Linked DNA regions of Homo sapiens: region 2 is linked to region 1. The links are chromatin loops, found by intact Hi-C in ENCODE. Cell type or tissue: IMR-90. All regions are shown on one strand.

Region 1 (5,000 bases):
GATAGGAAACATTGATTTGCCTGTTTTCTTCTCCTCTGCTGCAAGGGTGGAACATATGCTCCTATAAGGTGCACAGCTCAGTCATCACAGATGAGTTGTGTAGTCTTCAGGACTCAGTCAACATTGCAAGAAAAAAATGTAACTTTATCTTGTAAATTTTTTGAAACACCAAGATTTGGAGAATGTTGGCTATTGTAGTTTAACTACATCAGATTGAATGACACACTACGTGACTGTAGTGCCCATTCTAATTTGAAGATGCTAGACCCTGAGCACTTGGAAGGTAAAGAAAGCTTGTGTTTAAATCATTTTCCTTACTTCAATATCTAGCACATGACTGAAGTTTAAAAGGTTATTGGGTAATGAAAATAATTAAATGAATAATCAATTGTAACATGTAACATAGATGGGAAGCCTCTTGAAACAGGCTTTTAACAAAGGCAATGAAGGTGATAAAAGATTAAGTAAGGATGAGCAATTAACAACAATAACGGAACCAGTAAGAGTTGAAATTTATGATGGTGTTGCAAGTATTAGGTGCTGTTCTACATGGCTCCCATACATTACCATATTTAAGCTTCACAATAAATTTATGGTACAGATATTAATATTATTCTTGTTTTACAGGTAAGGGAATAAAATCAAACCTTTACTCTGACAAGAACAAAAAAAAAACTATCATAAAACTGCAAAATCATTAAGATTATAAATAAATTGAATAGAATAATTTGTCATGTCCTAAGGTATCAGAACAAGCTGATGAAATATTTTACATGTTCTAGTTTGCACAATGGTAGTAAAATAAGTGAATTCATCATAGCCTAGAATACAAAGAAAAATTTTTAGAAATGTTTATATAAATTCTCAGAAGGCAGTTCTATCATTTGATCAGTACGAGAGGATAACTTCTGAATTTTTTAGTTTAACACTAAGAAGACGTGAATGCTTGAACAAATATAAGCCTTGGTGTCTCTGAAAGACAGAAAATGCTGAGCTGAATATACCTGACCTCTGACTTAGAACAAGTCTTCATATGTGCTGAGAACAATTTTACTTCTTTTACTTGTGATTTTTTTATTTATTTCTGTTTGCCTAAAATTTTCAAGTGGATATTTATTTAAATTTTAGCTTGGTCCTGAATTCAATTACTTTTCCATTTAAAGGTGTTAAACCAACGTTATCAATCTTATGTCCCCAGTGGTAAACACTGGGTTGCCATATGTTGATCCACACACATAACTTGGCAATTGTGTAGGAAATGATGCTTGACGACATTTCTGTAATTGTGCATTCAGGTGGGGCAGCTCTCTTCCTTGTGAAAATTAAATATTCTCTTTTACTCATATGCTTATTAGGTCAGTGTATTAGTTTTTTATAACTAGTGTAGTAGATTAGCAAGAACTTATGGGCTTAAATGACACAAATGTATTATCTCATAGTTCTGCAGGTAACAACTCTGCTATTGGTCTCACCCAACTAAAATTAAATTGTCAGTAGGTTGCATTATTTTCTGGAGGGTCTAAGGAAGAACCCGTTTCCTACTGATAAATTCAGTTGCTTGAGGTTGTAAGACTAAGGTGCCCACTTTCTAACTGGCTGCAAAGTGAGAGCTGTTCACTGTTTCTAGAAGCTGCAACACTTCTATTCTCTTGGTACCTCTTTTTCAACTAGAAAGCCAGCAACTGGGGGTCAAATTCCTCTCAATTTGAATTTCTCTGATGCAGTTGTTTTCCATTTCATTTCCACTTTTAAGAACTCATCTGATTAGATTGGGCTCACCCAGATAATTCAGGATAATCTTTTCATCTCAAGGTCCTCAAATTTAATTACGTCTGCAAAGTCCCTCTTACTATGTATGACAACATACTTAGAAGTTTTGGAAATTCTGACAGAATCTGACAGTTTTGGAGATTCTGACAATTTTGGAGACTCTGACAGAAAGACTGGGGCCAATAAATGTCTACTTGATGCTTTGGTGCGTGATTCATTCTAGATACATACAACTTTGGAATGTACAAAGAACTGGAATATAGTTAAGTTAATTCCCTTGGCATAAACCTCTGTGGGGGGCCATTATTATGCCTATCACAGGCAATGAGATTTTGTTTCTTAAACGTGTTCAGACTTGACTACATCAGATAGAAGGAGTATCTCAAGAGCAGATCATTCAGCAAGGTTTTTTTCTGTACAGGAAAATTAGATGCCAACAATGAGTCTCTTTTTAATTTATAATTCAGCAAAATCAGTATTTTACAGATATCTGTCATACTTGAAACTTAAAAATATTTGTCTATGTTATTATTAAATAATCTATTTTTAAAAACCATTTACCAAGAGAGGCATTCATTCTTTTCTCTCAGATTCTGAACAATAAAGACAGGTTGTTAGAACAATTTCTGGTCCTGGGGAGCTTTCAGTATGATGAGACTGACCCAGACCAAGTTCTCCAAAATGCTATATTGAAATGACATCCCCAGAGGGTTCTGCATTCTTCTTAACCACAATGTTTACTCCACTACATAGGTGCTTTAACTGCAGGCCACCACTTCTGTACAAGGTATGGTTTGAAGACAATGATCATCATAAGCACTGGCAGAGTCTGTAAGACAATACTGAACACAGCACAGCCATTATTGCTTGTTAGTTGTATTGAGGGGGAGTGATTGTGACTCATTCTAATGTTTGAGGCAGTGACTTTTCCTTTCATCCAAAATGCTTATTTTAGGTATTAAGTAATGTCAACATTTTGCTCTGAGAAAATGTATACGCCGTGCCATATTATTATTTCCTTTGGTATTTAGGACTACCCTTAAGAAACAGCTTAGTACTTGAAATACATGATTTATGAGAGATAGTCTAAGATGATAAGATATCTGGACTATGAGTTAAGAAATCTGAGTTTCAGTTCTGACTCTGCTGCTAGCTATATTATAACCATAGACAGTGTATTTTCCCTCTCTAGGTTTTAGGCAAATGAATTTTAAACAACAAAGTTTGTATCTCTTATTGATACTTCCACATATGCAATGCTTAATTTGTGCTACCTAAGAGGCATAGAATGTAGCACCTTCCATCAAGACCACATCAACTGGGTTGGGAGAATCACATTCACATAGAAGGATTGGCTGCAAAAATAATGACAACATAGAATCAAATTTATTAAGTGTATATATTATTTAGTTTATAAGTGTGATTGGATTTTGCAGAAGGAATATATCACTGAGAATTTAGTACATTATGTTATATGTATGAAAGTAAGTCAGTAAGTCTTGAGCTAGGCTTTGGAAGCTGTTCAGTTTGGATAATTGAGAGTAAAGCAGTTAATTTGGAAGAAATACAAGTAGAGAAAATAAAATGATTATTATGTGCTCTTGGAATAGTAATGCCATTGGCCTAAACTGAGATTAGAGTTAGGAGGTTTGGAAGCTTAAGTGAACCAGACATTTCAGGACTTTGCTAACTAAGAGGCATAGTCGATCAGGTAGTTTAATAAGGGTGAACTTTTTTTTTTAATAGTTGCAAGCATGAACATAAAGCTACAATCTTAGGCACATTTTACTTTATCATTGAGGGAATGTAAAAAATGAGAGACTCGAAGTTGCTTAGAGGTAGATAAAGAAATGCAGGCGTGTGGGTTGGGAGTAGCTATCAAAAAACATAATGGTAGAATACATTGAAGAGTGAGGGAAAGAATCCAAGACAGTGCTAAGCTTTCTAATATAGAAAACGGAGAAAATTGAAAAAGTTAAACGATAATTCCGAATTTTTGTGGCTTGGTTGTGAATATGGCGTATGTGAAAATGAGAATGGGTTATAAAATGCAAATATTCTGTCTTGTTTGAATAATGGAGTACTTACATATAATAAGGCATAATATTAGTTGACATAGAATTAAAAATGGAAATGCTTAAAACTCTTCCCAGAGCTTTCATTTTGACAGGATGAAATGGGGAAGGGAATCAACTTTGGACAATGGCATGTGTGGAGGGAAATATGAGTGGTAAAAAGGATGAAAGAATAAAGGTGCTTTAGGTAGAGTTGAGGTTGATGTTGAATTGTTTGAGGAAGGCCTCTTTGATGGGGTGTCAAATGAACACAGATTTAAATAATAAGGTATGAGCCTTGGGAAAAATCCAGCCAGAAGCTTCTTAAGGTTCTCATATAAGGTTAAAAGGCTCTTATATGAGAACAAGGTTGCTTGTTCCAGGAAGAGTGAAAGAGTGAAGGGTAGAGTGAAAGATTGGAGATGAAGTCAGAGAGAAAGATTGGGGCCAATGAATGTTTACTTGATGATTTAGTGCATGATTCATTCTAGATACATATGATTTTGGAATGTACAGAGGCTGAAATGTAGTTTAGTTAATTCCCTTGACATTGCAGAAGAAGAGTAGAAAGGTCAGATATCTAAAGGAAATGCACAAATTTACGCAGTCAAGTAAATCTGGTCATCAGTCCATCATTCTTTCTATTAGTTAGCAAAGTCCTTCAACATGTTTTACTTCTTTGCTTAAAAACAGCAGGTAGTCCCGGTTACTTATAGGTATCCAAAATTATCATTAAGAACTAAGGTTGTGAAGGTTTGGAGAGCATAGGTTTCTTGGCAAGAGTCCACATGTTCATCTTCTACTTGTTTTTCCTCTATCCACACTCTTAATGTCAAAAGCAACCTTGAAAAGGAAAGCACTCATATAAGTAGCTGATGGGAATGGGGGTTGGGGAGTTGAGGGAATCACTTTTCCTTGCTTTGCCAGGTGGTGCATATGGACAAATTATATCTGGAAAATAATCATGCCTTTTGAAAATGATTTGCTCATATGGTTCTGTAATACACTGAAGGTTTTTGGCACCCTTTGTTTAATAATTATGTCTTGTCTTTTCCATGTAGTTACTTGTGTTTTCCTAATATTATAAGCTTTTTAATAATGAGTATAACTAAATAGATGTCTATATATGGCAATATGAATTTTTAACATAAAAATTACATAAACCAAGAATTATAT
Region 2 (5,000 bases), 88 kb before region 1:
CTCTAACTAGCTCAGCTAGAAATTTGCTAGCTCTGCTGTGTGATGATGATACAACTCAGTTAAGTTCAGGAATAGGCAATCATAGCAACATATTTCATATTGTTAAAAGAATTCTGTGTATTTTTTAAAGGTCAGTCAAGTTACTGAAAAACTTTAAACGTGTTGACTGTGCTTTAAAATTATTTCCTTTTTAGTGCCTCTGTTTGTTACTGTATAGGCATTGCATAAATATTTTCCACAGATTCTGAGTTCCTGCGATGTAGCCTCGCCTTGATATGCATATGTGTATGTTGTAAATATTTATTTATTCATGAGCTTGGCTATTGATGGTGGTGTGTTATCTTTCAGTGGGTTGTAAAATTCTGTTCGTTTTTTTCTTGGCATGCTATGCAGTCTTTTAAAACACATTTTTACAATTTGTTCAACATTATTTCCCTTTTCACAATGTAAGGATCTTCATTTATTATTTTGAAAGATACCTTGCAGAGGTGTTCTACACATGAGGTGGGATGGGGGAGAATGAGTCATGTTAAATTAAACACTGTGGCCAGAGGCAAAGAGGATCAACATGGAAATACAACATTTTAAAGGTTACTTTACTCTTTTTTGGTTTGCTTCATATCAATACCAGCTCAAGCTTACCTGCGTACAAAACAATCTTTAAAACAGATACTCTATTTCTAAAAATCCTGGAAAAGATACCAATAGCAAACAACAAAGTTTTCTTCCGAGTTATTTTTTTTTTCTTGCACTCACACTGCCTATGTGCATTTGTCTTAATCTGACTGAGCAGCTGTCAACCTCCATATGGCAACCTGCTCACCTTGACAATTTCCATTTTTGTAGTATTAACAGGAACTACCATTGAGACAGAAATGGTTATTGGGGCAGGCTTGGGGAGTGGCAGCTTCAAAGACCAGTGTATACGTGTGGCCTGTGAGGAGTGATACGAGCAGCACGTAGCCAGACAGCACCAAACGGATGACGGGAAACTGACTTGTCAGAACATTTGGAAAAAAGGCAGATTATTGTTGGCTCTCAAGGGATTTTTAAGCTCATCAATGAACATGACTCCCAAATATAGGTTAGTAGGCCAGCAAGTTTTCCCTCAGGCATACACTTTTCTATTTAATCACAATATATGAACACCTTAAGGGAAGGCAGGTGTCCCATCTGATTAATTTAGAGCATGACATAAGTGATCATAAGAGTTTGCATTTATGATAAACTCACCAGAAATCTTAACTACATTGCTGACATTTTCTTCATTAGAATTACAGAAGCTAATTATTTTATGTTCGATTACCTTCACCATGAAAAAGTCTAAAAGATGTAAACAGCTCCATTCACATGAGCATAACTCTACAGAAAAGTTTACAATGCAGATGTTCAATATATACAACAAAAAGGAAGTTATATATAAATAGATAATATCATATTTACATATAATATACATATGTATTGAGTTCACCCTTGAATGACACAGGTTTGAACTGTGCAGATTCACTCATATGAGAACTTTCTTCTGTCTCTGCCACCCCTGAGACAGCAGGACCAACCTCTCCTCTTCTTCTTTAACCTACTTAATGTGAAGACATGAGGATGAAGATTTTATGATGCTCCACTTTCACTTAAGGAATAGTAGATGTATTTTCTCTTCCTTACGATTTTCTTAATAACATTTTCTTTTCCCTAGCTTACTTTACTGTAAGAATACAGTATATAATACATATAACATATAAAACATGTGTTAATCAACAGTTTATGTTACTGGTAATGCTTCCAGTCAACAGTGGGTTATTAGTGGTTAAGTTTTGGGGAAGTCAAAAGTTATATGCAGATTTTTGACTGGCACAGGGGTCAGTGGCTCTAACCCCTGTGTTGTTCAAGGGTCAATCATATCTATTTCTGCTATTGGAAATTATAATTTAAGCCAAATTTTAATATTTATAGCTACTATTAAAGGTACAAATGGGAGGTAAATAGGTATAAATAGAAAAATAGGTCTAGAAGATGTAAGTGGGTAAGGCTGGCATGAAATAGTCAAAACGTTGACCCCTTGGTTCAACACAAACATTGGCTAGTCTGAGCAACCACTGATCAAACTAAGAGGGGGAATTAGACCTGACTGTTGTCCATGTCCCACCCATTCTGGCACTTGACCTTGACTCCATTTCAACCTCCTGGAAGAGTCTGTTGAGTTCACTCAATCATCTCACTTATGACATGAGAGTTAAACTATTGGCAACGAAGTATGAAGTGATCAAAACTTTTAATAACTCAGAAAATTATTTCACACAACAGCCATACTTTTTTTCTGTAATAAATTACAGCAGCCAGTTATCTAATATATATCTTTGCTAAGCAAAGAAAGCCTCTCTGGCAGTTATCTTCTCCCTCTTTAGGAAGGATTAAATTGTATTATGAGCACATACTACGGTATTGCAACATTTTAATTCATGGTGCATTGAAGCGCTGACCTAGGAATATTTAGAGTGGCAATTTCAATTTTAATCTCTTATCTGCATGGTCCCATCTAATACATTGACAATTATTTCAGAATTTGTTGGAGCTTGTAGAAGTTTTTTAACCTTAAAAGTTAAGAAAAAATTATTAAGTATTTGATGGTGTCTACTGCATAGAAGCCCATTATTATATTTCTTCTGATGTTTCCCCTAGTTATATGAACTAATAAAAAATTTACTGCCTCATAAAACCAGTATCTCACATTCCTTGCTATTGGGTAAGAAATCAATATTTTCATTAATCAGATTTGAACACAATGATTTACTCTTTCAGAAACAATGAAATAACTTAATATTGGGGGAACCAGCCCCCAGTATTTCAACATAGGTTCTTTCTATTTTCCCTAAGTGTCGGCCGGTCTGAGAAATAAAGAGAAAGAATACAAAGAGAGGAATTTTACAGCTGGCCCTCTGGGGGTGACATCACACATTGGTAGGTCCATGATGCCCCCTGAGCTGGAAAACCAGCAAGTTTTTATTAGGGATTTTAAAAGGGGAGGGAGTGTACGAACAGGGAGTAGATCACATGCTTCTGAGGAAACAGGACCAGGACAAAATCAGAAACTCCTGATAAGGGTCTATGTTCAGCGGTGCACGTATTGTCTTGATAAACATCTTAACAGGAAACAGGGTTCGAGAGCAGAGAACTGGTCTGACCTGAAATTTACCAGGGCTGGTGTTTCCCAATCCTAGTAAGCCTGAGGGTACTGCAGGAGACCAGGGCGTATCTCAGTCCTTATCTCAACCGCATAAGACAGACACTGCAAGAGCGACGATTTATAGACCTCCCCCAAGGAATGCAATTCTTTTCCTAGGGTCTTAATATTTAATAATCCTTGCTAGGAGAAGAATTTAGTGATATCGCTCCTACTTCCATGTCCATTTATAGGCTGTCTGCAAGAAGAAAAATATGGCTGTATTCTGCCCAACCCTGCAGGCAGTCAGACCTTATGGTCGTCTTCCCTTGTTCCCTGAAAATCGCTGTTATTCTGTTCTTTTTCAAGGTGCACTGATATCATATTGTTGAAACACACATGTTTTACAATCAATTTGTACAGTAGAGGTCCTGAGGTGACATACATTCGCAGCTCATGAAGTTAACAGGATTAGGAGATTAAAGTAAAGACAGGCATAAGAAATTATAAGAGTATTATTTGGGAACTGATAAATGTCTATGAAATCTTCACAATTTATGTTCAGAGACTGAAGTGAAGACAGGTGTAAGAAATTATAAAAGTATTAATTTTGGGAACTGATAAATGTCCATATTAAAATGAAATCTTCACAATTTATGTTCCTCGGCCGCGGCTCCAGCCAGTCCCTCCGTTCAGGGTCCCTGACTTCCTGCAACAACTTAAGACTTTCTGGTTTGAGGAAACAAATGTAGATCACTTTATGTTGTTCTTGAAATAACCCCAACCACTACACTAGTTCTAACTTCCAGATAAAATGCTTCTAACCTGCATGCTTAAAATTATATTTCATCTTCTAAAGGATTATGACACTTTACATAGATAAGAAGACATCTGTCAGTTTTTATAGTGCTTAATTGTTATGTGCGTCTGTGTCTTTTTAACCACTTTGTAAGTAATTTCAAGAGAAATTTTGTCTTTGATTAATCTTTGTTAACATGCAGTCTTGTACTTAATAGATGCTTAATAAATATTTGATGAATGGACAAAGTACATGGAAAAATAGACTGGTAATACAATATTCTGACTTTAAGTGTTAATTACACATTTCTTACTTTTAGCCAATGTGATGGATCTCACCTTTGTAACGCTGGGAAATCATTTTTATTACAAGGCTTTTACTATATCATTTAAATGTCAGTTTTAGTTGTAGAAAAATTTGAAGGTATTTTATAGTAGTCAAGAAATTTGGAAAACTCTGTCAGACTCATGTAGGAAGTAGTGCAGTAGAAAAAAAGAAAGCAACACTGTTGTTCAAAAGTAATTTATAATGTGAGATTGGGAATCTGGAAACTGAACTGTATGAATATTCATGCAAAATGCAGAGTGTTCTTTGTACTGTGTATAATCATTACGTCTGAGTTTCATTTGTTTAAATAATTTAATCTCCATCTGTATGCAATAAATAGATTTAATACCTTATCTTTCTTACAACTGAAAAGTAAATTCCAAAACCAGGTCTGAAAAACATGTTTTTTCTATATGTTCAAAAGATTATTAGAGTATTTTTTATATATAGTAATTGAAGAATATGCTTAGCAACTATACTAAGATCTGTTGTAAAACTTACTCATATTGTTTCATGTTATTTGGGAAATAGCATTTAATAAATTCAGGAAAATTCCATATATATAAGATTTTGATAATGAAAAAAATGGTGCTTGAGAATAATAGATTTGTCTTAGCTATAGAAAATATGTCCTGAGTATTTTTTATCCATTGTCATTTTTGTTAAACTTCTATTCAAATTCACTTTTTTAAATTTTGACATCAAAATTTCATT

What was found. Hi-C counts contacts between places; a loop is a spot of excess contacts. Peaks named below come from ENCODE experiments on the same cell type or tissue, not always from the same donor. Only the 100,000 strongest peaks of a DNase experiment are listed, where the experiment ranks them.
Region 2: a loop joins it to region 1, with 2.0 times the contacts of the local background. A loop is called at or near these places in 1 of 110 quality-filtered maps.

What each region holds. Positions count from the first base shown.
Region 1 is chr3:76,401,076-76,406,075 of GRCh38, forward strand. It overlaps a transcript of ROBO2 not described here. Among named protein-coding and RNA genes, the nearest start is that of ZNF717, 620 kb to the left of the region's middle. In IMR-90, no CTCF peak of the experiment used is centred here; DNase peaks (open chromatin) are centred at 2,716 and 4,306; H3K27ac peaks cover 175 bases.
Region 2 is chr3:76,313,012-76,318,011 of GRCh38, forward strand. It overlaps a transcript of ROBO2 not described here. Among named protein-coding and RNA genes, the nearest start is that of ZNF717, 530 kb to the left of the region's middle. In IMR-90, no CTCF peak of the experiment used is centred here; no DNase peak of the experiment used is centred here; H3K4me3 peaks cover 13 bases; H3K27ac peaks cover 82 bases.